4 separate regions of the Mus musculus genome follow, and all the other regions are linked to region 3. A link is a loop called in an ENCODE intact Hi-C map of the cell type or tissue named here. Cell type or tissue: heart. All regions are shown on one strand. Each heading gives the region's core, and the rest is flanking DNA. Links, peaks and the distances in the headings are about the cores only.

Region 1 (5,715 bases), core at 445-5,444, 240 kb after region 3:
GTGATGAAGAAATTTTCATCATAAGATATGATTAATAATTTTTTTCTATATACACGCTCACTTATAATGAAATTTTGGTTTTTATATGTTAAATTGTTTACAAACCATTCTAACAGAACTAAATAGCTATGGCAAGTTTATAATTTATAAATAGTATACTTTATCTTTAAAAATTGTGCCCTAAAGGTATGTATACATATATATGCACATATATATGTATACACACACATATAGATGTATACATACACACACACACACACACACACACACACACACACATATATATATATATATCCCACAGAGAATTGTAAACAAATCATTTCATAGCCACAGTAGGATGTGTGGGCATATCAACAAAATCTCACCATCCTATCATCTTCAATGAAAATGATAATCAGATAATTTATGTTTTATAGACTGTTTTATACACTACAAATGTGCATAATGTCTACCTACAAATGTAAGTAATTTAAGTGCAATTTAAAATACAAAACTTAGATATGATTATATGATGTAGCTTATAAGAAAAGCAAGAAACTCATATGAAATTGTGTATAATTTATGGTAACATATTAATGCCAAAATTTTATTTATAAGAGTTAGTGGACTCTGAAGTAAACTATAACTATAATAAATGGCAGCACTTCTTGTTGAGACATAGGAAGTGTAAAAAGTTGGTATAGTTGCCACTTGTAGAGATCCACCCCATAATCAGCATCCAAACGCTGACACCATTGCATACACTAGCAAGATTTTATCGAAAGGACCCAGATGTAGCTGTCTCTTGTGAGACTATGCCGGGGCCTAGCAAACACAGAAGTGGATGCTCATAGTCAGCTAATGGATGGATCACAGGGCTCCCAATGGAGGAGCTAGAGAAAGTACCCAAGGAGCTAAAGGGATCTGCAACCCTATAGGTGGAACAACATTATGAACTAACCAGTACCCCGGAGCTCTTGACTCTAGCTGCATATGTATCAAAAGATGGCCTAGTCGGCCATCACTGGAAAGAGAGGCCCATTGGACACGCAAACTTTATATGCCCCAGTACAGGGGAACGCCAGGGCCAAAAAGGGGGAGTGGGCGGGTAGGGGAGTGTGGGTGGATGGGTATGGGGGACTTTTGGTATAGCATTGGAAATGTAAATGAGGAAAATACCTAATAAAAAATGGAAAGAAAAAAAAAAAAGAATGTCACAAGTTCAAAGTCAGCCTAAGTTACCTAGCATGATTCTGAAGGGAGAAGCCACTTACTTCGTCACAAGAAAAAAGTAATTATAAGCAACAAATCAAGAAAAATAATTGTGTTGTCATGGGTTAGAGGAGAAATTTGGCAGGTAAATATTAAGACTACTTGGTTTTGTTAAATAAGTTTTACATAAGACATATAATTATTACTTTTATTGTTGGAAATTATAGCATTCCCACCAAGCCTTTCCACGTACCCGAACCTGTTTTCCCTCAGCTTTGTGGTGTCTGTCTTCACTAAGTGTCCATACATATCTACATGTTCTCCTGAGTACAGTCTCCTCAGCCTATACATTATTACTACATGTATGTTTTCAGGGCTGACCACTTGGTATCCATACCCAGCCAGTACTTTTCACTGGAGAAGCCTGTCTCTCCCCGTCAGCATTTGTAGTAGCCTGTTGTCATTGGTGTGTTCCTCCTGTCCACATCAGACATGTCTGTTGTTGTCCTTGCTCAGTTAGTTGTAGCTTCTGATATTATGAGGAGACACATCTATCTCGTAGTAAGCTCCCTGAACCTCATGCTCTGCCCTCTGCCCTACAATGTCCCTGAGCCTTAGGTGCTGGATATTATTATTATTTTAATATTATTCTGTAGATGTATTCCATTGGAACCTGACTCCACAGTGGATCTGTAGTGGTTTTCTGTAACATTTTTCATCTGTTGCAAAGAGAAGTTTCCTTGATGAGGGGCGAGGACTAGACGTATCTTTGGTATAAGGAGAGAGATTTAAGATGTAGAGTTTGTGCTGGTTTAGTGAGGTGATTGTAGCTCCTTCAAGATTGATGTCTTCACTGGCACTGGGGAGGTGGCCAAGTCCAGAACCAGGAATGGTTTCCTTCCTTCTGAGCAGGACTCATGAAGACAAATAACTCTAAGAACCAGTTTTGATTTTCTGTTTATTTTGGCTCAATATTGAAGGTACTATGAAGGTCAATTGCTAGTTGAAGTAATAGGGAAATGTTTTAAAACACTTTAAAGGATAAAACTTTTTGAAATACGTTAAGGGAACATGACCATAAGAAGTATTGCCTAAATAAAAGCACATTATAGCAACGCGGATTTTAGGGGCTCTTCATATTGGATTTAACATAATTTATTCTAATGGCAGTAACTTATACAGTTGATTTTCTGGTGAAATACAGTATTGATAATTAGAAAGAAGTCACCTTCTCCGATGGAACACTATTTCTTTCAAACATTTCGTATTTGGTTGTAGTTAAAATTGTTTCAAAAAGAAAGTGGGTTCTGGATTGCAAGCATGCCCTCTAGTGGACATTCTGTGGAACTTTCCTTAGAAGTCAATTTGTAGTGCCAGGCGCAGAAGGAAGCATTCAAGCCACCCTTCAGAAACTGGGCTTTAACTTCAATTTAACTTTGCAGAACAATGCTTAGTATATTACAAAGCATAATGGAAAATGGTCATATTTGTGTAAATATGTCATATATAATTTTTAAAAATTTTAAAGTTTAACACTTTAATGTTAGAATTTTACTCTTTAAATTCATTTTCCATAAATAACTATTATAAAAATCTTGAAACAAAGACAAAATATACTCATTTTTTCCATTTAGTAAATCTGGTTAATGAATATTTCCATTTTAGACTTTATATAGAAACATGGAAACAGATTTTTCCCTCTGTTTTCTGTCCTTTAACTTTTTATGGTTTTTTTTCCCCCCTTCCTATTCAGTCTTTCAGAGTTCTGATCAAATTAACAACAATTCTCTATTCCAAAAATACCCAATTTCTGTATAAAAATACCCAATTTCTGTATACAAGTTCTTATTTTCTCTCAAGAATCTTAGGATAAGGAAATGATGCTTTCTCCTGTCTGGCTTGGCTTGGTTTGGTTTGGTTTGGTTTTGCTTTGCATTTACCCCCTGTGTGGCTCTGCTTTGAAGTTTGTCAGAGATCAGTTGCTGGTATTGGTGGTGGGAAAAGCCATTAGTGCACAGTAGCTAGTCCCACTATAAATTCAGGATCTTTGCCATTTCTCAAAGGATCACTTATTTATTCTTCTTCACTGAGGTATTTAATACTTAATCATATTGTTTTTGTGTTGACTAATAATTTCTTACACTGAAAAGCTGTAAAACCACTGGTCAAATTTGTGTTTTCAAATGTTAAAGACCTAAGGGGTAGTGGGATTTAAATCACAGTTGGTGTCACCCAGCAAATGAACAGCCCTTAAAACCTGGCTTCCCAATGTCCAGCTTGAAGCCATGTTTGTTGCAAGTGCCCATGTGGGTAAGTGTGCATCCTCTGAGTTGAGACGTCTTATGCCAGTTGTTGTGTCTTAGAGACAGCCTCCTGGGTATTGCCATTGCCAGCTGCTCATAGTCTCTGGACAACAAGCAAGAGTGGACCCTAAAGTACTGTTTCTGGGATGAGTATTTTGCCAAACCAGGGATCACTTCTGATTTCCTGCATTCTATTTGTCAACTGAATGATTTTTTTTTAAAGTTTAAAAAAGAAAGAAAGAAAGAAAGAAAGAAAGAAAGAAAGAAAGAAAACTAGAATAGATTAAAAGCAAATTGAAATGAGCATCTGTTACGGCACTGGTGCTTTGATTTGGACAGAGTGGATGTATCATCAAGGAGAGTCCCGTTTAACTATCTGACCATCAGGGTAAGCTACTTCCTGGCTTTGGAGACCATGTGTCTCCTCGGAACCTCAAGAAGTGTTAGTCCCGCTAATTTAGCTTTGAAGATAACTTGCTTCCTTTTAAGTTCTTAAGCACCATGATTTACAAATACAGGAAGACATCTATATTCATTCTCTGCCCATCAGCCTTGTCATTTAATAGGAAGGAACAGAAATATCTGCGTTTTTATAATATGATGAACACAGACCAGAATAGCAGCTCTGCCCTGTGGATGGTTTGGGAACATAAACATCACTCCTAAACCACAGCCTCCGGGGCTGTAAGGTGATGGTAAAGTGCCCGCCTCCGCGGAGGCCTCTTCCACATGGTGCTTCCAGAGCTCTCTACAGTCAGTTTCACAGTGAGGTAATAGTTGCCCATTTTATTTACAGTAACAATCCACTATACATGGGGGTGGGGAGGTGGAGAGAAAGAGAGAGGGGAGACCGAGGGAGGGAGGGAGGGAGGGAGGGAAGGAGAGGAGAGGAGAGGAGAGGAGAGGAGAGGAGAGGGGGAGGGGGAGGGGGAGGGGGAGGGGGAGGGGAGAGGAGAGGAGAGGAGAGGAGAGAGGAGAGGAGTAGTTCTGGGGAGCCAGAGAGTCTCCTCTATGGAAACAGAATGCACTGCACGCGCTGCTGCTGGCAAGGCTCTGCTTTTGGGTGCTCTGCACCCTACTTTCTTGTTAATGTTCTTCATTTCACTTGCTTTGCTTTCTTTTCTCTGTGTGTTTTATTCAGTTATGGCCATGTCTTTTGACCTGTCTCAGATCGGTGCTGAATCTGCTAATGAGGTCTGGAACTGATTTTCATCTACTGTATCAGGATGGTTTGTTTTGTTTTCTATGAGTTCCACTTGGTTCGTTTTTAAATTTTCCATTTTTTGCTATGATTCATTTCCTCATGCATTATCTATTCATTAATGTCTCAAAATTCTTAATTGAATTCCAGACTTTATATATAGAGTGTATTAATATTTGCATCTATAAATAAACATGTATTTTCTTTTATAATGGCATTGATTATTACAAGCAGGTATGTGTCTGGAATTGGATTTTATTATTGATAAGCATATCAGTGGGATGCTATGATCTCCTGCTTTTGTAGAATACTTGTGGAGAAAGTTCTAGATTCTCTCAGTTTTCCTGATTCATCCTAAGCTTTCTGAAGGTTTTGTCTGCCTGAGCCACATGGGAACAGGGCTGAACTTGGTCCAGGCCTTGTGGCTTTTCTGTGTATCTTCATTCTTAGGCAAGCCATGTCCCTTTACGTCCACTGTAGCCTTTATGGCAGCCCCGTGAGTTCATCTCTGTCCTTGTGACAGATTCCTCAAAGAAACAATTTAAGGACCATTCACCCACATGCCTTGCTTCATGGTTATACAAGGCATATCATGACAACAGTATCATGACAGCAGTGAGTCTGGCAGGGTGCTTCCCTCATGCCAGCCCCAGAGCCAGCGCAGAAGAGAAAGGAAGAGGCCAAAGATCAGCTTGTCTTCATGGAGCACCCCCTGGTGACTTCCTTCCCCCCACCAAGCCTCACCAACTGAAATTTCCAACATCACCTCCACCTCTCTCCAAAAGCAGTGGCAACTTGGTCAAGTTGTCATCACATGGGCCTATAGAGGACATTCCTATTCAAACGCTTTCCTTGGAGGGGGAGTTCCTGGGCCCTCCCCAGCGGTGTCCCTAGGGCTTGCTGTCCTTCACACCTGTAGGGAATTTGCTTCTCCACTTTCCCTAACAGTCTTGGGAAGGGTTTCGTTTTCTATGAAATAAGGATATAGAAAAGTGTGTTGAGTGCCCATCCGCAGTCTCT
Region 2 (5,715 bases), core at 389-5,388, 170 kb after region 3:
ATTAAAATTCTTTTAATTAACTGCTTGCCAAAACACAACAATTAAAATGGCAATTACCTCTAAAGTAGCAACAGTAATTGCAGCTGCTGTGATATAAAGCTAGGAAACAAAATGTTAATCTGGAATGAGCAGTTTCAATATGAAATTATGATATACTTGGCTTCCTGCAGTACAGCTGTCAAGCTTGGGCAGCTCACTGGTCAATAGTGACATTCTGTGTGTCAGTGAGCAGCGTCTCTTGATACCCTAACCCAGAGTTCACACATTACTGAAGCTCCAACTGTCGAGCGCTCCAGTCCCCTGGTGTTAGCGCCGCTTCCAGACTCTCCTGACTGGCTCATGGCTCATTCCTTGGCAGTTTGCCCTAATGATATCCCTCAGGGGCTCTCAGCCTCTCTTCTTCCCATATTTAATCGTGTTGTATTAATCTGAGTGATGCGCAAACTGTGCTGCACAAATTGTCATTTCCTACAATATTTTCTAAGAGACTCACTGATTTTTTTCAGTTCAGATTTTATTTATGGTCTAAAGTTTGACGCTAACCATGTTTTCAAGTTGAATCTGCATGTGATTCCCAAGGAGACTCTTTTGCCGTGTGTTTTCAGAGGGGCCTCTGAGACACGGACTTTACATGTAGAGTTGGTGAGAACAGTGTGAGCTGTGTCACTGTGTAAATCGTTCTATGATGATCACTCATCCATGATACCTGGAACATGCCTTTGTGTTTAGAGGGTCAGCAGCTCCTCATTACTGTTCCCCTTCTGTGAATTTTAGTTAACTGCCTGTCTCCATGGATCGGCTGCGCTACTCTACCCGATGTACTGGCAACACATATATATCCCCGTGCTTCCTCCACACCTGCTGGACTACTGCTGGTAAGCTGGCCTTTGCCAGAGTTCACCATTGGGAAAAAAACCGTTAGATTTGGTCAGTATAGATTAAAGAAACCACAGAAACTTGATTTAATGAGTACTTTAGTATGTATCAGAGCATTTTCCCCCAAAGGTAAAAATTTAGATTTGGCAAGCATAGTTCTTTAAATTTTGCAAATTTCTTCAATAGTTATGTAGAAAAAAAAAAAACGATGTGTAACTAAGAAATATAATTTTATATTGTGGCACAAAGATTTCACAAGGGTTCTAATCTACCCATAATCCCATTTGCTCTATCGGGGTTAGCTTTCATACCTTTACCAGTGGCAGCCTTGTCCTTCACATCTTTCTTTAGAAGCACCCTAAAAACAGAGTATAGTCAAAGAGCTGGCTTCTAAGACAAGGATTTTCCGAGTCTGGTATAAGGCAAAGTTTCAGCCTAAAGCAACCATGAAAACAGTGTGTAAAGTATGAGAGTAACTGTGAGAACTGGCCGGCTTTAGAAACGGCTCCCAGTGCGCTCAGTAATCTTGATTTCAGTTAGGCCAGTTGACACTAGAACAATGTCCAATGGCCTCCTTGTTCTCTCAGACTGGAATATAGCAAGGCTTGTATATTGTAAGGCTAGACAAGGAGTAGACTTCGGAGCAGAAGTTTCGACTGTATTTGGTGAAGCTACAGAAGAGCTAGAATTCAGTGCAATAGTTTTGGTATTGATGGAGAAAGAATTGTTTTCGTCCTATAAACACCTGCATGCAGAGCTTAATTTTAAATAAATTGGTTGGGATTTCTTTCTCCAAATGATGCATTTGTATACATGCATGATTCACACACACACACACACACACGCACATACACACACATACACACACACACACACACAAGGCAGGGGAGAGAAAGATGGGAGGAGAAGAGAAATCATTTGTTATTGATGGTTTCCTCATATCTAAAAGCCAATATTGGTAAAAATCAAAGTTCTTTGGAATTGATGGTAGTTACTTAAAATTTTTCAAGAAAAATATTATTTAAAGGTATTTAAGGATTGTGATTATTTAAATAGACCATCTTTCTACACAGGCATGGTAGGTGTTGTATTAAGTTTCTGTGACTAGCCGTCTTCAGAACAGTGCATGTACTTGTCCCGACTGATTGCACTGCTGTACTGTGTATCTCCAGAGTGGAGGAGTAGTGCTGCCCATGCTGTGAAGTAGGTAGGCAGTGACTCACTCCTGCAGCTCTTTCCTTGGGGAACTTGAAAGGAAAAATAGTTTTGGAAACTACAGGATGTAATTTAATTATATTGTGAAGTGTAACACACACAAATCTTAAGTAGAAAGCCAGATCAATGAGTAAGCTTTTCTGTTATTCATTTTAGAGTTTTCCTTTGACCAACACACTTAAAATCTTTTTTTCTCATTCAGAGAATGTAGTTTTTTCATTTTGACATAGACAGTAGATTTTTATATACAACATTCTAGAACTAAACATTTAAAAATCTCTTTCCTAAAAGTTTTATACAGTTAAAATCATTTTGAGAACCAATGATAGAATTTTTGCAATATTTGTGGCATCATAATTTTTTTTTTTTCTTGGTAACGTGTTCTGGCTGCCTTTGATAACACACCTTTCAGGTCAATTCTCTGTCATGTAATTTAAATTTAAATTTTCTACAAGTTAATTTAAAAGTACTCAACCATGCACACATTCTTTCCAACACTCTTTCTTGATTCTGATGCAGCCGTCAAGTCTTTCCTGCTGCTTCTACTCTAAGTAGAGAAGCTCCTCCCCTTCTCGCCTGTTACTTGCTTGCTTGCTTCTAATGCTTAGAAATAGTCCTCTTAGGACTGTGGTCCAATCCTCAGAGCATCCAGGACAGGTACTCCTTAGTTCAGAGGAGAGAGTAGTGTCCATACAGGGTCTTACTTGAAACTTTCTGAGCCTTAAAGTCATATGAGAGTTTCAGCTTTCATCTATTCATCTATGTAATTTCCTTCTCTTATCAGAAAATATGGTAGATTGAGCAGTTTCCTAGGAAAATGATTCTCTATTTATATCATTGATATTAGGATTATACTGATATATGCTGAAGGAAGAAAAAAATATTCTCATGGGTCTCAAGGTCATTGAGCAAATAACTCACACCAAGTTCCAAATGGGGCCACATTTTCTGAGTACATGTATCTTGGTTAACTTTTCAGAATGATTGGGATATTGCAAATCTTGAAATAGTTGTGGATCCATAAAATATATTTCTGTTTGCACCAGGTATTGGTGATGCGCCCTAGACTTTGGAGGACCATAATGCCCTCTTGTGACCATAGATGAATATCACATCTTGTTCCTTTGACGGTTTTACTACATTGTTGGTCTATCCATCTATTCATCCATCTATCCTCCCACCAACTCACCCACTCACCCATCCAACATTTAAAGACCACCTACTTGGCAAGCTGTGAATCTGTAATGCAATGAATAAGCTTCTTTACTTGTTCATTCACTGGAATTAGAAAATATATGTACGTAGCTATGTATGCAGCTCTCTGTACACATCCAAGTATAGAATAGTCCTATAACTCTAGCAGAGTCACACAAAAGAGACAAAGGTGGCATCTGGAGCAGTAGTGACAGCACTCTTGCTATGTTGAGAAATGCTCTTGGGAGGAAGTGACATCATTTGTGTTTTCTTCTTAAGCAAAACAACAGTACTTCAATATGGCACATTTATTGTCAGATACTTAAAAACTGTGAAGTATATCAGAAGAAGTGTGGCTGTAGACCACCAGGATTATAATAAATTCTTATCTGTTCAGTTGGTACTTAAGTTGGTCATTTAGTTGGCTTCCCTGATTATTTCTTTCAAATATTCAAATTTAGCTTTGAAGAAAAAAAATTTTTAAAAATTCTTTTAGACTACGTGATTGCTGCAATAGTATGTGTCAGGGCAACTTCTTTATGAGTAAACTTAGAAAGGAAAAAAGTGATTTTGAGTAAAGTTCAACCACAAAGAAGAATTAGTTTTGTGCTGTCTGCACTGTCTTTTTTAAATAGTTTCCCAGACAGACAGCAGGCCCTGAGACAGCCTTACATGTGCACAATAGAGCATCTGGGTCAGCACTGGGCCCTCCTGATTCACCAAAGCCCTCATCAAAGTAGGATGGCCAGCTAGGACTGCAAAGTGACTGTCCAGGAGAGCTGGCTTGTGCCACGGTAGGATATGTACCATCGAGTGAGAAAGAAACACCAATCCATTTGGCTCTATCAAAACTGCATTCTGTCATTTACGATTTTAGAAAATTATACTGCAGTGTATTCAAGCATCTGTATGTTTTGGATTTTGCTAAAAACTAGTGAGAAAAAAATAAACTATACAGCGATGCTCAGTGATCCCACTTGTCTCTGAGCTACGCTAAGCAAAAGCGACAGGCAATGTGAATTACTAGCGTAGTAGTGAAATTTTGCGTGTACACAGTAATGAGAAGTTACATGGCTCCGAGTTTCTGGGATCTTGGATATATAGATTACTGTTCAGTCACTCTTAACTGACCTTTGAACATTCTGAGATGACTTGAGAGGTCGCAATGGCAAGGCTGTCTGGTAACATCAGCTGTTACTGCTTCTCTGCAGCAAGGTGCAGAGGAGACTGGGCTTTTCTGTGTCCTAACAGTGATGCTCAGAGCATTAGAAGAGCCTTTGAGAAGCAGGATTTGTGTTAGTGCAAAAGGCTAAAGATCAGAGATACCTATAAAAGAGTTCTCAAAAGTGTGTTTTTAAAAAGTTATTTGTTCTCATATTATTTATTATTTCTATGGACATCCGTCTGCACTCATGGTTTTCTTTTTGATAATTTGAAATTTCAAGATGAATACATTGCATCTTCTATTTCCTAACAATGATTTCTAACATTTCCCTAGTTTGTATGATAGCATGTTAAAATGACGTAGCATCTGTATTTTCTGCTGGAGTGTAAGACCCAGGAGGAAGTGTGTCATTGTTTCTCACGGCATCCAAGTTTCTTTCCTGGTGCCTGGATCTTGTATGGTTCTGAAGTTATGACCTGAAATAGTTAATTCAAAGTCATTATTAGACTTAACGTTTTTTATTTAAACTATTCTATCAATAACAACGAAAGTCAAATGAATGTGAAGGTGCACAAGGACAAGGGCACAGAGGGGCTGACAGTGTCTTCCTCGCTGCTCTAGAGCAGGGAGAACACAGTGATAAAGCCTATGCCTGAGTGCCCGTGACATCATAGGTCACTGACGGAGAGATGTGTGTAAGGGAAATGGAGATACTTCTGACAGTCATTTAGAATGTATTTGCATCCAGTACCTTTGACCTACACCCTGATAGTCTTCTTAAATAAAATGTTATTTAGATATAGAACTTTTGACTTAAAAATAAGGGTTTTAGAGACTTTGATATAAACCATTCTTAAATGTATTAATGGCTTAGAAGATTAAATTTAACTTTTGTACATTACATAATTTTGAAAAACTATAATGTCTTATGGTAGACTGAGCACTTTAATTTTTGAGCATTTGAATGACGTTAATGTTGTTTCAGTTTTAATGAACTATATGAATCTATACACACATATATATTTTTAATTTAGTGCCCCAATGCCATACCTGATTGGAATACACTCCAGTCTCATAGAGGTGAGTATCTTTTACAGTAAGATAGTTATAAAACTAATTAATTAGAAGTAATAGATAAAAGAGGTTTTTTGTTTGTTTCTTTTAAAAGCATATTTGACTATTTCTAGGATGTATGAGATTGACATTATAGAACTACTCAAGGGAATATTTTCAGAAAGTGTCCCTCAAATAAGTTCAGTTGCTAA
Region 3 (5,715 bases), core at 364-5,363:
ATGTTTGCCTGATTACTGTTGGTCAGCACTGCCTTCAAACAGCAGGCGGTTAATGATTGTTTCAAATTGTCCCTCTTCTTCATCTTACAAAGAAGAATCAGGGCTGGAGACACTTATCAGGAATGCTGTGGCCAATTGACTGTGTTCCATCTTAAATTGGTGTGGTGGGACGAGTGTGTGTGTGTGTGTGTGTGTTCCAGCTTTACTCAGTAGTATTACCATTGCATCTAAATAATTGCTGTTTAGCTGTACTTAGGAAATATATTTATATTATTTTTGTAACAAAGAGTCTTGCCCACATTGCTTCAAAATAGCACAAAGGAGTGCCTGCTGCATGGGAGGGGGAATGTCTTCCAGCACTTGGCTAGTATCTAATACTCTCCAGTGGACACCAACTATATCCCTGTTGGCTGGAGGCAGCACATACATGCTGCAGCTATAAATAGAAAGGTTGTGCAAATATGCATGGGTGTCGCCCTTCTACCACACACGTTCCTATTCTGTGATCTTTTCTTGATCTCAGATAATTGGCCTTTTCCACCCTGTAGTGCCAAGAAGATGAGAGCCATATGTTCACCAATTGGACTAGGAATGCACACCCTAGCATTTCTTGGAAATAAAATAAGGCACAATTTCTTTAAAAAGCCATTTAGAGATTGATATTGAATGAAGAACAAGTAGGAACGAAAAGGAAATAGTTATATTGTAAAACTTTAAAGTTAGCTGATTCCAAACCTCTTATGACACAGAGCAAGCAGCATTTATCTGATGAGGCATGGTGCTAGACTAGACTCCGTGGCAGGAATGATTTAGATTCTGGCATTGCAAAGGTCTTAGTTCTCTGTGTAAAATTTAACACCCCCAAATCGCCTAGATGTGAATGAGAAAGACACTGTGCCCATCCCGGTCAGCCTTCAAGCAAAGCTAATCAGAAGATGTGCTCAGGCAAGGAGAGAGCCCAGCTCCTTGTCTACCCGGTCAGGGCCACACTCTCGGAATTTAGTTTCCCCCAAAGAATAAAGATTTCTCTTTGTTTTCCTTGTGCCTATCAAACATCTGGTCGCAGTGCTTCTCCCAATTCAGTTTATTCTGTAGGGTCTGAGAACCAGAAAAAGAAAAGGAGAAACTTTTCTCATGATTACCCAGAGCAAATGAAGTAAAATGTATAACTGGAATTAAAAAGGAAAAATCTACCAAACTAAAGAGATGGGAAACGCAGTTTATGTTCAGGTTGGTTTAGAGTTTAAAACAGAGATGCCTGGGAGCAGGCCATTATAATAATATATAATGGTAACATTCCACCAACAGCTTAGTTTCACTGTGTTTAGATGAATCACTTATGTCAAGATATTGGGGGAAAAGAAAAAAATCCATGTAAAGACATACATTCCCAGTAGCTTTCTGCCGTGCTTGTGGCAACAAAAACAATATTGTCACACCCTCAGGCCTTGAAACATCTGACCCAGCGAAGGACTGGCTATACTTCAAATGTTGCTTCCCACAGCCTCTAGTTCCAAGTCTGTGGATGTGCTACAGAGGATTATTTTGTCATCCTTCATGTAGCAAAACTAGTATATTTAATCAACCTTTAAGACATTTTCCTTTATTCTTTGTTACCTGAAAATAGAATACATTTTATCTTAATAGCCCATTGTTAATTAGCTAGTATTTCTTTCATTAAAAAAATAAAAATAAAATAATGGCCCATTTTAAAGTAAAAGAAATAAAATAACACAACAATGATATCCATATCAATTTCATTTTTAAGACCTTCTTTGCACTAGCCACAGTATTAATTACTTTATAATTAGTATATTTTTTGCAAGGTTGGGAGCCAGTATCTCCCTCGATAGCATAGGCTTGCCCTGAATTCATGGTCCTTTTAAGAGCCACACACAGGCTCTCAAGTACTGGAATTGTAAATACCACCTGCCACCAACCCTAGTTTTGGAACTATCATCACATCTAAAGAGATAAGAAAGTAATAATATACAGGTATTGGCCTTGTTTTGTATACTAAAGAACAGGTATCAAGTGAGTTAATATATATGGGATATATGTTAGCTATAGACAGGTCTATATCTAGATATAGATATATCCAAGTTAGATATAGATAGACCTGCCAGATCTGTCTGAATACAGACTGCACCCTTCCACCAAGTTATCATGCTTCCTGCTGCATCTTGTCCACAGTTAAGGACAGCACAACAACAATGGTAAAATCATTACAGCAGCAAGCATTTATATGCCATTCATGTGAATGAAACTGCATATGTGTGCATATGCTTGCATACTCATTTGATAGAACCAATTAATGAATAGGAACACCACTGCCACTATTTCACAGAAGAGGAAGGGGAGTCCCAGAAGCATTCTTCAAGTGGCAGAGCCAGCACTGAGTCAGGCAGACTGTTTAGGTTTGCCCACAAGGATATCAGCAAGAAGTACCAAGAGCCTCTCTTCCCAACATGAGCACCCAACTCAGTCTCCACAAACATTCATTAATCTATTTCAGGAAACAAGTTAATTCAAATTCCAGTTGATTATCTCCCTACGACTTCTCCTGAGTCCCACAGGCTTCTCCCAGAACATAGTTTTGTAAGCTTCAAAGTAAAGGTATATATAATTATTTCTTTGGGGGCATTTTATTGGGAGGTCAGGACTGAGCCACATAAAACAAATTAAATTGTAGGGCACAGAGGGAAGAAGTATACCAACACGTTTAGCACTTAGCATGAGCCAGGCAGTTTGTTTATGTGTGTATATTCTCTCAGCACCTACAGCTTTCTATCGTTTTCATTGTACAGAGGATGGTGAGAGTAGGTGGGACTTAGAGAGACACAAATAAGATGACATCATTGGTAGAGCATGTCTGTGTGATTACCTAAGCTGACACACCAGAAAAATGTTCAAAATGAATTCTCGGCACAGGAAGAAAGAGAAACCTTTGCTGTGTTCTCTAAGGACAGAGAGGGCGCACTAGGAAGCTGTCGAAACTACGTGAGGAAAAGCCTGACAGCATTGCCACATTGAGGAGGACATGGACGCTAACGGAGCCAAGGTGTTTCACAAGAGTGAGAAATGGGTCTGGCTTCCATCTCTGTTTATCCCCCTGGGTGCTAGGAGACATTGTGGAGAGTTTTCAGTCGGAAGTCATTGTGTGACTTGGTGAGACCTGACTCTGAAGGACAATATCATAATCAGTAAAAGGAAATTATTGTTTACTGAGCACCAAAGAGCACATCTATTAAAACTAACGATGAGATTAATGGAAAGTCTACAGTTAAAATTCAGAATTTGGCAAATGATATAGAAAGTTTGGCCAATTTTTTTTTCCCACAAATCTGCTGCACTTAAAAAAAAATAGTTAAAGATCTTCAAAAATAATGTCCAGGCAATTGAAAAAGCCAGCATGTGATTTACAATATGCCATTGAATTTGAAGCGCTTTGCGAGAGCGTTTACTTGTAGCTCATGAAGACAATGATTTAAAGCATGGTCTGGAGCCACCAGCGTGGGCAGGAGTGGAAAAGGTTACTGCAAAACAGCCTGTCTTCCCTTGCGTAGAAAAAAACCAGAAGCAGGGAGTATATCTGTAGTCAGTGTGTCTAAATGGCTATATCACCCTAAAAAATGTGGGTCAACACTGGGCTTTAAGAGTCAAGAGGAATTCCTCCTCCTTCCCCCTCCCTCTGTCCCCTCAGGACCTGTGAGCCCCTCCTTGGTGATCAGGGTGGGAGATAAAACAGCGAGGAGCTGGAACTGAGATTTGGAACGGAGTACTCTGAAATCGCTACACCAGCTGGAGCAGAGAGTCCAAAAAAACAAAACATAAATTTCTTGGAAAATGACCCTGTCTTTTGGCAATTATTACCATGAATGAAAATAACTCAAAATCCGAAGTGTAGCGTGTCTTCCCTCGCGTTCCTTGGAGCTGCGTTCTACTCTCGTGTTTTCTGTCATGATTGTAGCTGACAGACTTTGAAGGACACATACTATAAGACAATATCAAATTTTATTTAGTCCGATGATTTTTTTAAAGATTTATTTGTTTTATTTATATGAGGACACTGTAGCTGTCTTCAGACACACCAGAAGAGGGTGTCAGATCCCATTACCAATGGCTGCTGGAAATCGAACTCATGACCTCTGGAAGAGCAGTCAGTGCTCTTAACTGCTGAGCCATCTCTCCAGCCCCTAATTTGAAGATTTTTTCTTTTGTGTTGTACTTACCTGGCAGGGGAGTTTTCATGGCCACAAAGATAAGGGTTTCCCAGAATTCGATGGAACTCTTGCCTGCAGAATGTGCCGACCTCTGACCTGTGTCCAAATATAGGAAACTCCATGGAACAGTTTTGGATCATGTATTCACACTTGTTTCTGTTATTAAAAAATGTTATAAATTTATTTCTGTGGGATAATTCCAAAGTGATAAATATATTTAAATTTTACTAATATATACACTTTGAACATTTCTATATTTCTACATAAAATATAATAATTTAGTATTATGAGTGATAAACCCCTGTGATTAGGACCTCATAGTGGAACTGAAGGAAACAGTAGAAGGACTTACTGCTTTTTGCCAACTATTTGAGGGGGGGAGTCATATGTAGTATAAGGAGCGTGAATAATAAATTCTAGCTTATTCATGGTAAACATACCATGAACAACGAGGGTCTTTCTCTGAACAGATAAGGTTCATCTTTGTAGCATCATAGATGCTTTGAGTTTGGGAAGCCAGACAGACTAAAAAGAAAATTGTTTTACCTGTTTTGTACCAAAGAACGTTGCCCCCCCCCTCTGCCCCTGTTGTTCTTTCTTACACTCTCTCAGTGTTTGCAAATTTAGCAGTGAATATGAGCATGACATTATATTTCACTAACTCCCTCTTGAAGTTGGAATTCTAGTCTCAGCTTTGCTGTTTAACAATATGGTCTTGAGCATCCTTGACCCCTGGGATTCAGTTTTTGCTATGCTTTTTATTTTTCTCCACCCATGTATTTCAACATATTTACTATATGTCTTCTCTTATGCCTAACCCTGTATTAGACACGGGGGTGGGGTGTAGAAAAATGAACACTTTACGTAAAAACTCAAGCCTTGGCAAGCTCAAAAACCTCTGAGAGGATATAGACAAATCATTGTAATGATAATTAGATGGTTATGGTTTTTTGCATTTGTTTGTTTGTTTGTTTGTTTGTTTTTGAGACAGGGTTTCTCTGGTAGTCCTGAAACACATTCTTCTGTAGAACATGCTGGCCTCAAACTAAGAGATGTGCCTGCCTCTGCCTCCAGAGTACTGGAATTAAAAACATGCATCACCACCATGTGGCTGATGTTATAGGTTTTTGTTTGTTTGGTTTTTTTGAGTGGCAGGAAGGAATATAGTAGTACATAGGCTGACATGTAACAATAGATTCTAAAGTTTTCTGTATGAATTCTAAATTCCAAAGTGTGTCTGCCACATAGTGGGCCTAATAAACTGTGTCTGAGTTGCAAACTGTGTCATTTGAATAAGAGTAAAACTATTAAGGAACCAGAGTTTCCTAGGTTTTGTTTTATGCCACCTACTTGTCAGGAAACAGAAAACAATCTTCTTGTTGGTGGGTCGAAAGAAAAGGGAAGAATTTGCCTTATCTTGGGAATAGAAAAAATATTTCAGGAACTGAAATTTAATATGTCTCTTTGACATGCATAAACCTTAAAGAGTTCA
Region 4 (5,715 bases), core at 193-5,192, 55 kb before region 3:
ATGATTTAAAAAAATAAATCCCCCAAAGCACAGTGTGTGCAGGGAAAGGCAAATTGTAACTCCTCCCTCGGACGTATATCACATTAATGATGTTTCTTAGCCTCCAGATTTTATAGGGGAACTTCCCAGTGGGTTTTTATATAGCACTTTGACCATTAGAAACTCAGTGTATCACTCCTGCCTATAGACTTTCATTAAAATATGCATGAAGGCAGCAGGTCTTCTGACATGCATATCCCCCTCTCTCTCCCTTGCTCTTTCTCTCGCTGATGCTCTAACTATATGACCTTGCCTGGCCCACAGATTTGTAGATCAGGCTGGCCTCAAGCTCACAACCAACCTGTCTGCTTTAGTGTTGGGATGCAAGGCATGTACCAGTTTTGCGGCCTCTGGCAAACAGTTTCCATTTGGTCATCAAGAACTTCAGCTATCCAGCGTTATACTTAATGATGTCACTCATTATGGTTGACATTCAGGTCAACTTATATTTTAGTTCAAGTCTGGGTTCACTCTCAGGCATTGCTGCACAAATAGATCAGGGCAGTTAAGAAACTAGCAAGTCCCAATGCTGCTCTCAAATCCCAAGGCCATGTGGCACCAGATGCACCCAACACTACTTTAGAATGACCCACTGTCAGAACCTCATTTCCTTTTTTCTCTTTCTCCTCCCACAAAGCTCATGCTTGACGACCTGGAAGGCAAATAAACGAAACACTGCAAAGCCTTTATAGTCTTCGCTTAGCTTCTGGATGTTTTCTGGAGACAATTATCTGGCGATCCGGAAGCTTAGCAGGTTGCTCTACATGTGGATGGCGTACCTCTAAGTTTGCTGACTGCCTACACACAATTTCTTCTCACTAAATGAGCCTTGGATAAAGATGGCAACGAAGATGAGGCAAGTTTGCTGACGCTTTGACTGGAGAGCAAGATGTCTATGGAAAGCAAGATAGCCAGTGCAGGAATGGGAGCACGATAAGGCGCTATCTCCCTTGAGGCATGGAAAAATACTGTCATTTGGGAGCTATATATACCAAGCATGTTTTTGGGTTTGCTTCTGGTCTCCTGGACAGTCACATGACCTGTGAAACCCCACTGATGAAAAGGTTGTGGGTTCCCCGGTGCAAATACTTGCCTTCCTTTTGCTATGTTGATCGAACCAATCTATACAGGCCACTGTTGTTTGCCTTGAAAAATGATAAGACTTCTGGGTTTTACAAACCATATTTGTATGGTGACTTGTGGAAACAAACTGCATGTGTTTGTTATACTTAAAATAAGAGCACAAGCAAGAACGGTCAAAGGCTGTCAATAATTTTTCGATAAATCTTTATTCACTTGCAACACATGAAGGGGTTAGACAGTGGATTTTTGGGACATACTACTCCCAAGGCTGAGTGTCAACTTTAGGAAACGTTCAAGGTTTGCCTCTGCCTGTGTCTCAAGCCAAACCAAATAAGTGGTCTTATCAAGTACTAGCCAAACACAGAGCTTAATACACAGATTTATTACAAGTCACTCTTACATCATTATAAAACTTAAAATATAAATAATGCTATCTTCAAACTATTGTATTCTAAAGTGTCAGGAAACTGAAGGGAGATAAGGTTAGATATTGGTGGTGACAAGCAATTGTCAAATCCATAAACCAGAAGAAAAGGTGATTTAAGAATGCCTAAGGAAAAATGCAAACTTGCCTGATTATAATTTCTTTCGCTCACTTGGACTGGAGGCAAAGGATGAGAGGACACGGGGCAAAAATGTAAAGCGTCTGTCTTATGTTTGCATTACTAAAGTCACTGGATGGCAGGCTGCTCGAGTTATCACGCACAGGCAACATGTCTGTACTACATACGTTCCCTGTAAGAGCTCAGTCCTACCCTCAGTTCCTCAGCACCCATTTCCCCCACACAACACACTCACACGCTGGAGGGCGCGCACACACACAAACCGAGACAAGCCTTTAGCTGGGACGCAGATCAAAAACCGAGCCTCGCGAGCCTCCCATCTCAGGGCAGACACCTCTCTGTCCGGAACGCAAAAGTGCGACCGGGTTTCTCGCAGGACCCTCTGAGCGGACGCCCCAGGCCGACCCGCCCCAGGCCGGAGGTCCAACACCTCCCGGCCGGGCCGCCTCGGGGTCGGGTGGCCGGGCGCGCGCAGGCGCAGAGGCCGCGCGCGGGGCAGGCTGGAGCGGGCCTCACCGCGCAGGCGGCCCGGTGCAGCTCGACGATGTGCCTCTCCGCTGCAGTTAACTCTCGGCTCGCTGGATGCCTTGGTTCTCCTTCGGGCGTTCCCCACGAGTCGGCCGCGGAGCCGCCGCGGGCTCCTTCGGAAGTCGAACCGAGGGTTGAGTTGAGCTGCTGTCGGAAACCTTCGGCCCGAGGCGGTGGCCTCCCAAGCGATACCCTCGCCAGCGTCCAGATCCCCTGGGCGGCCATGGCGCCGGCGCGGTGGGAGGCGGGGCCGGAGGTGGGGCGTGGGCAGGGGAGGCGGGGTCGGTCTAGGGGCGGGGCGAAGAGGGGAGGCGGAGCACTGTTCAGTGTAGACTGGGCTGCCTCTCAGTCTTCAGCTCCCTCCATCTGGGTCCTCTGCAAAGAAAATTATGCATATGAAGACTGGAAGAAGGTGCCTTCTTTACTCTTAAAGTCGCTACTATTTTTTTCTCAGATAAAGGACGAGCATTTTCATTTCCTATCAAGCTAGATCGTATTCTGCATAATCATACTTGTTTAAAAAAATAATAAGAAGGAAAGCACCTTCAGCCCATATAGAAAAGGCTGCGTATTTGCTGGTCATGTGTGACAGGAATGAAGCTGGAATCACAAGCTTGGTGATATGGTTCATTGGCTCACTCTAGAATGAAAATCAAGGAAAAGTCTCACACAAAGAGTGTAGTGAAGTTTTCACAAAACCAAACCTAAAATCCTGTCTGAGAAAGTGACACCCATACTCCTACAAAATTTAGGGAAATTAGCACGATCCCAAGAAACAATTTTATGTGTTCATTAAATTAACAGCACCCCCAGCCTTGGATGCCATAGCCTGAATTTCAAGAGTAGGCAGTGTTATTGAGTAGTTAGTGCTCTTTGGTGTAAAGAGCTATTGGCAGGAGTGAATCCTTAGCAAGAGTGGGTTAGTTGGACAGGAGAAAGTTGTCAAAGCCACCAAAGACAATTCAATTCCTTTTTACACTGATTTACCCTGCAACTCCGAAACCACAATTTGATGGTTTTGGGTTGTTGTTTTTTTTTTTTTTTTAAAGATTTATTTATTATTTTATGTAAGTACACTGTAGCTGTCTTCAGACACACCAGAAGAGGGAGTCAGATCTTGTTACGGATGGTTGTGAGCCACCATGTGGTTGCTGGGATTTGAACTCTGGACCTTCGGAAGAGCAGTCGGGTGCTCTTACCCACTGAGCCATCTCACCAGCCCTGTTTTTTTTTTTTTTAAGATTTATGTATTTATTTATTTTATGTATGTGAGTACACTGTTGTTCTCTTCAGACACACCACAAGAGGGCACTGGGTTCCATTTTAGATGGTTGTGAGCCACCACGTGGTTGCTGGGAATTGAACTCAGCACCTCTAGAAGTGCTCTTAACCACTAAGCCATCTGTCCAGCCCCCGATTTGATGTCCTTAATCACAGATGGAAACAACTCTATTGGTATATTGTAAAACTCAGTGAATTAATAAATTTGAATCCTGTGTTTAAATGTTCCTTTACATTGGAGTAGTATATTTGCCATTTGAAGACTACCTGATGTTCTGAGGGACTTTAAGGAAATCTGGAAAGATGGGACCAAAGTTAAATTCACCCAACATGATTATCATTAAACTTGAGAATTTAAGCATAGGTCATGTTCCTGTTCGCCCCCAACCAACACCACAAAATTAGATTTATGGGCTTCAGAGGTGGAGACATGAGGATTATGTTTGTGGCCAGCCTGAGCTACCTACTGAGTTCCAGCTATAGCCCAGTCTAAGAAAAAGAATCATCCTGGTTAGTCTATGCCTCTGGGCACACAGGCTGATCTTTGTATTAGTCACATGATACCACTGCTTGCATTCTTACAGATGCACCTTTAAAATGTAATCAAAGTTGAAATGAGATGAGAGAATAACTCACTACTAACAACACAAAGCATTCTAAATATCTATTTTCAGGTTTAATCTGATCATCAGCATCCAGTTTTCTTTCCCGTGTCTCTTGCTTTGAAAGGCCCCCATTGGCCTTGAATTTTAGCTCATCTTTGTGTGCATTCTTTCTTTTTCGGAGACTCCTCCATTCACATTAGCCAAAGCTGTATGAAAGTGAGAGCACCAAGTCCAAGCTCAGAAGGTAGATGTAGAGCTTGAATGAGAACAATCACTGTAGACTCATTGTTTAAACACTTGATCCACAGTTGGTGGAACTATTTGGGAAGGATTAGGAGATGTTGGAGGAAGTGTGCCCCTAAAGGTGGGCTTTCAGGTTCAGGAAGCACACACCATTCCCATTTAGCTCTCTCTTTGTCTCTGCCCCTATGCTTATGAATTAGATGTAAATTAGATGCTCCAGCATCATGCCTGCCTGCCTGCCTCCTGCCTTACTCTGCACCATAATGTTTATAGATGATAACACTCTAAAATTGTGAGCTGCCACAGACCCTCTGGATCCCTTTGTCTGCATGGAATGGGTCTCTGGGGCAAGTGGGCAAAGCATCGGAGGGAATGACAGACAGATGTACACAGGAGAGGTTGTGTAGAATCTGAATGTAATGTGTCAAATTGAGCATCAAACTTTTTATACAGAAGAAAATAGGGAAGTTGGGTGACACACCAGCAAGGTACAAATAGGTTACTGGATTCTTACACAAAACAGAGGAATACAAACACAGAAGGTCTAACAGGGATAGAATTCATTGTTAACAACTGGGATCAAAAAAAGCTCCACCTAAAGTTCACTTAATCTTAGAAGCCAGGGTCAAGGGCTTCGTGCCCTTGCCATAGTTCCTATTTTAGTCTATTGTATAGTCCACCTTCCCCCTAGGCCATTGTAAATACGTGTGAATGGGTGTAACTCAGCTATCTATAGTTCTAAGTATCTACTCTGGTTCTTCCTTAGGTCTCAAACTTCCTTCTTCCTAGATGATGGTAAATTCCTGTGTAGGGCAGTGACTTAGCTTTGTTCAAAGTGATAGTGTAATACCAGAGGCAATTCTGAATGTCACTGAATAGCAACATTCTTACTGAATTCCAAGCCCATGGTCAGCTCAAGGACTTTCTAGGACGTTGGAACACTGGTGAAGACTAAGCTATGTCAGAATTCAATCTTAAAAGGCACTTATAATAAGATAATACTAAAAAAGAGCACGTGGATCCATACACCAGACTAACGCGGGAATGGAATATTAATGTATGGGTTAGAAAGAAGACCAGACTCCAGGAGGTGAGTTTCCCTGAAACTCTCCACCTCGTGAATGGCTTCCAGGCCTCTCGGCCTGTCAAGCTGACTCTACGGGAGTGCGTGGCAGTGAGCCACAAAATTAAACACATTCATTAGTAAGTTGCCTTGGTCATGGTGTATTGTCATGGTTCTAGAAAAGTAAGTGAAGTTTTCATTTTATTATGAAGCTATTATAGTTGGATTTTCAAGTAATATGATATTGGGCAGGTTTTCTAACTCTTCTCCAAAATTTGGGTGTATATATTGGCTTAAACATGTTTATAAT

The links. Peaks named below come from ENCODE experiments on the same cell type or tissue, not always from the same donor. Only the 100,000 strongest peaks of a DNase experiment are listed, where the experiment ranks them.
Region 1: a loop joins it to region 3, with 2.3 times the contacts of the local background. A loop is called at or near these places in 3 of 42 quality-filtered maps.
Region 2: it touches region 3 in a loop (2.5-fold over the local background); 5 of 42 quality-filtered maps call a loop at or near these places.
Region 4: it touches region 3 in a loop (2.1-fold over the local background); 5 of 42 quality-filtered maps call a loop at or near these places.

The regions. Positions count from the first base shown.
Region 1 is chr1:139,154,065-139,159,779 of GRCm38, forward strand. The region is part of intron 19 of Dennd1b (DENN/MADD domain containing 1B); the gene reads left to right. Among named protein-coding and RNA genes, the nearest start is that of Gm41960, 11 kb to the right of the region's middle. In heart, for the core only: a CTCF peak has its summit at 2,528 (motif pointing left); no DNase peak of the experiment used is centred there.
Region 2 is chr1:139,080,399-139,086,113 of GRCm38, forward strand. It overlaps Dennd1b (DENN/MADD domain containing 1B), which reads left to right. Exons shown (of 22, transcript NM_001166501.1): 10 at 775-875; 11 at 5,485-5,530. Among named protein-coding and RNA genes, the nearest start is that of Gm41960, 84 kb to the right of the region's middle. In heart, for the core only: a CTCF peak has its summit at 3,188 (motif pointing left); no DNase peak of the experiment used is centred there.
Region 3 is chr1:138,909,436-138,915,150 of GRCm38, forward strand. No RefSeq gene overlaps it. Among named protein-coding and RNA genes, the nearest start is that of 1700019P21Rik, 35 kb to the left of the region's middle. In heart, for the core only: CTCF peaks have their summits at 2,971 and 4,072 (motif pointing right); a DNase peak (open chromatin) is centred at 3,056; H3K27ac peaks cover 1,040 bases.
Region 4 is chr1:138,854,380-138,860,094 of GRCm38, forward strand. It overlaps 2310009B15Rik (RIKEN cDNA 2310009B15 gene), which reads right to left and starts at 2,475. Exons shown (of 3, transcript NM_001081226.1): 1 at 2,202-2,475. The coding sequence starts at 2,438. In heart, for the core only: no CTCF peak of the experiment used is centred there; DNase peaks (open chromatin) are centred at 2,222 and 2,442; H3K4me3 peaks cover 541 bases; H3K27ac peaks cover 326 bases.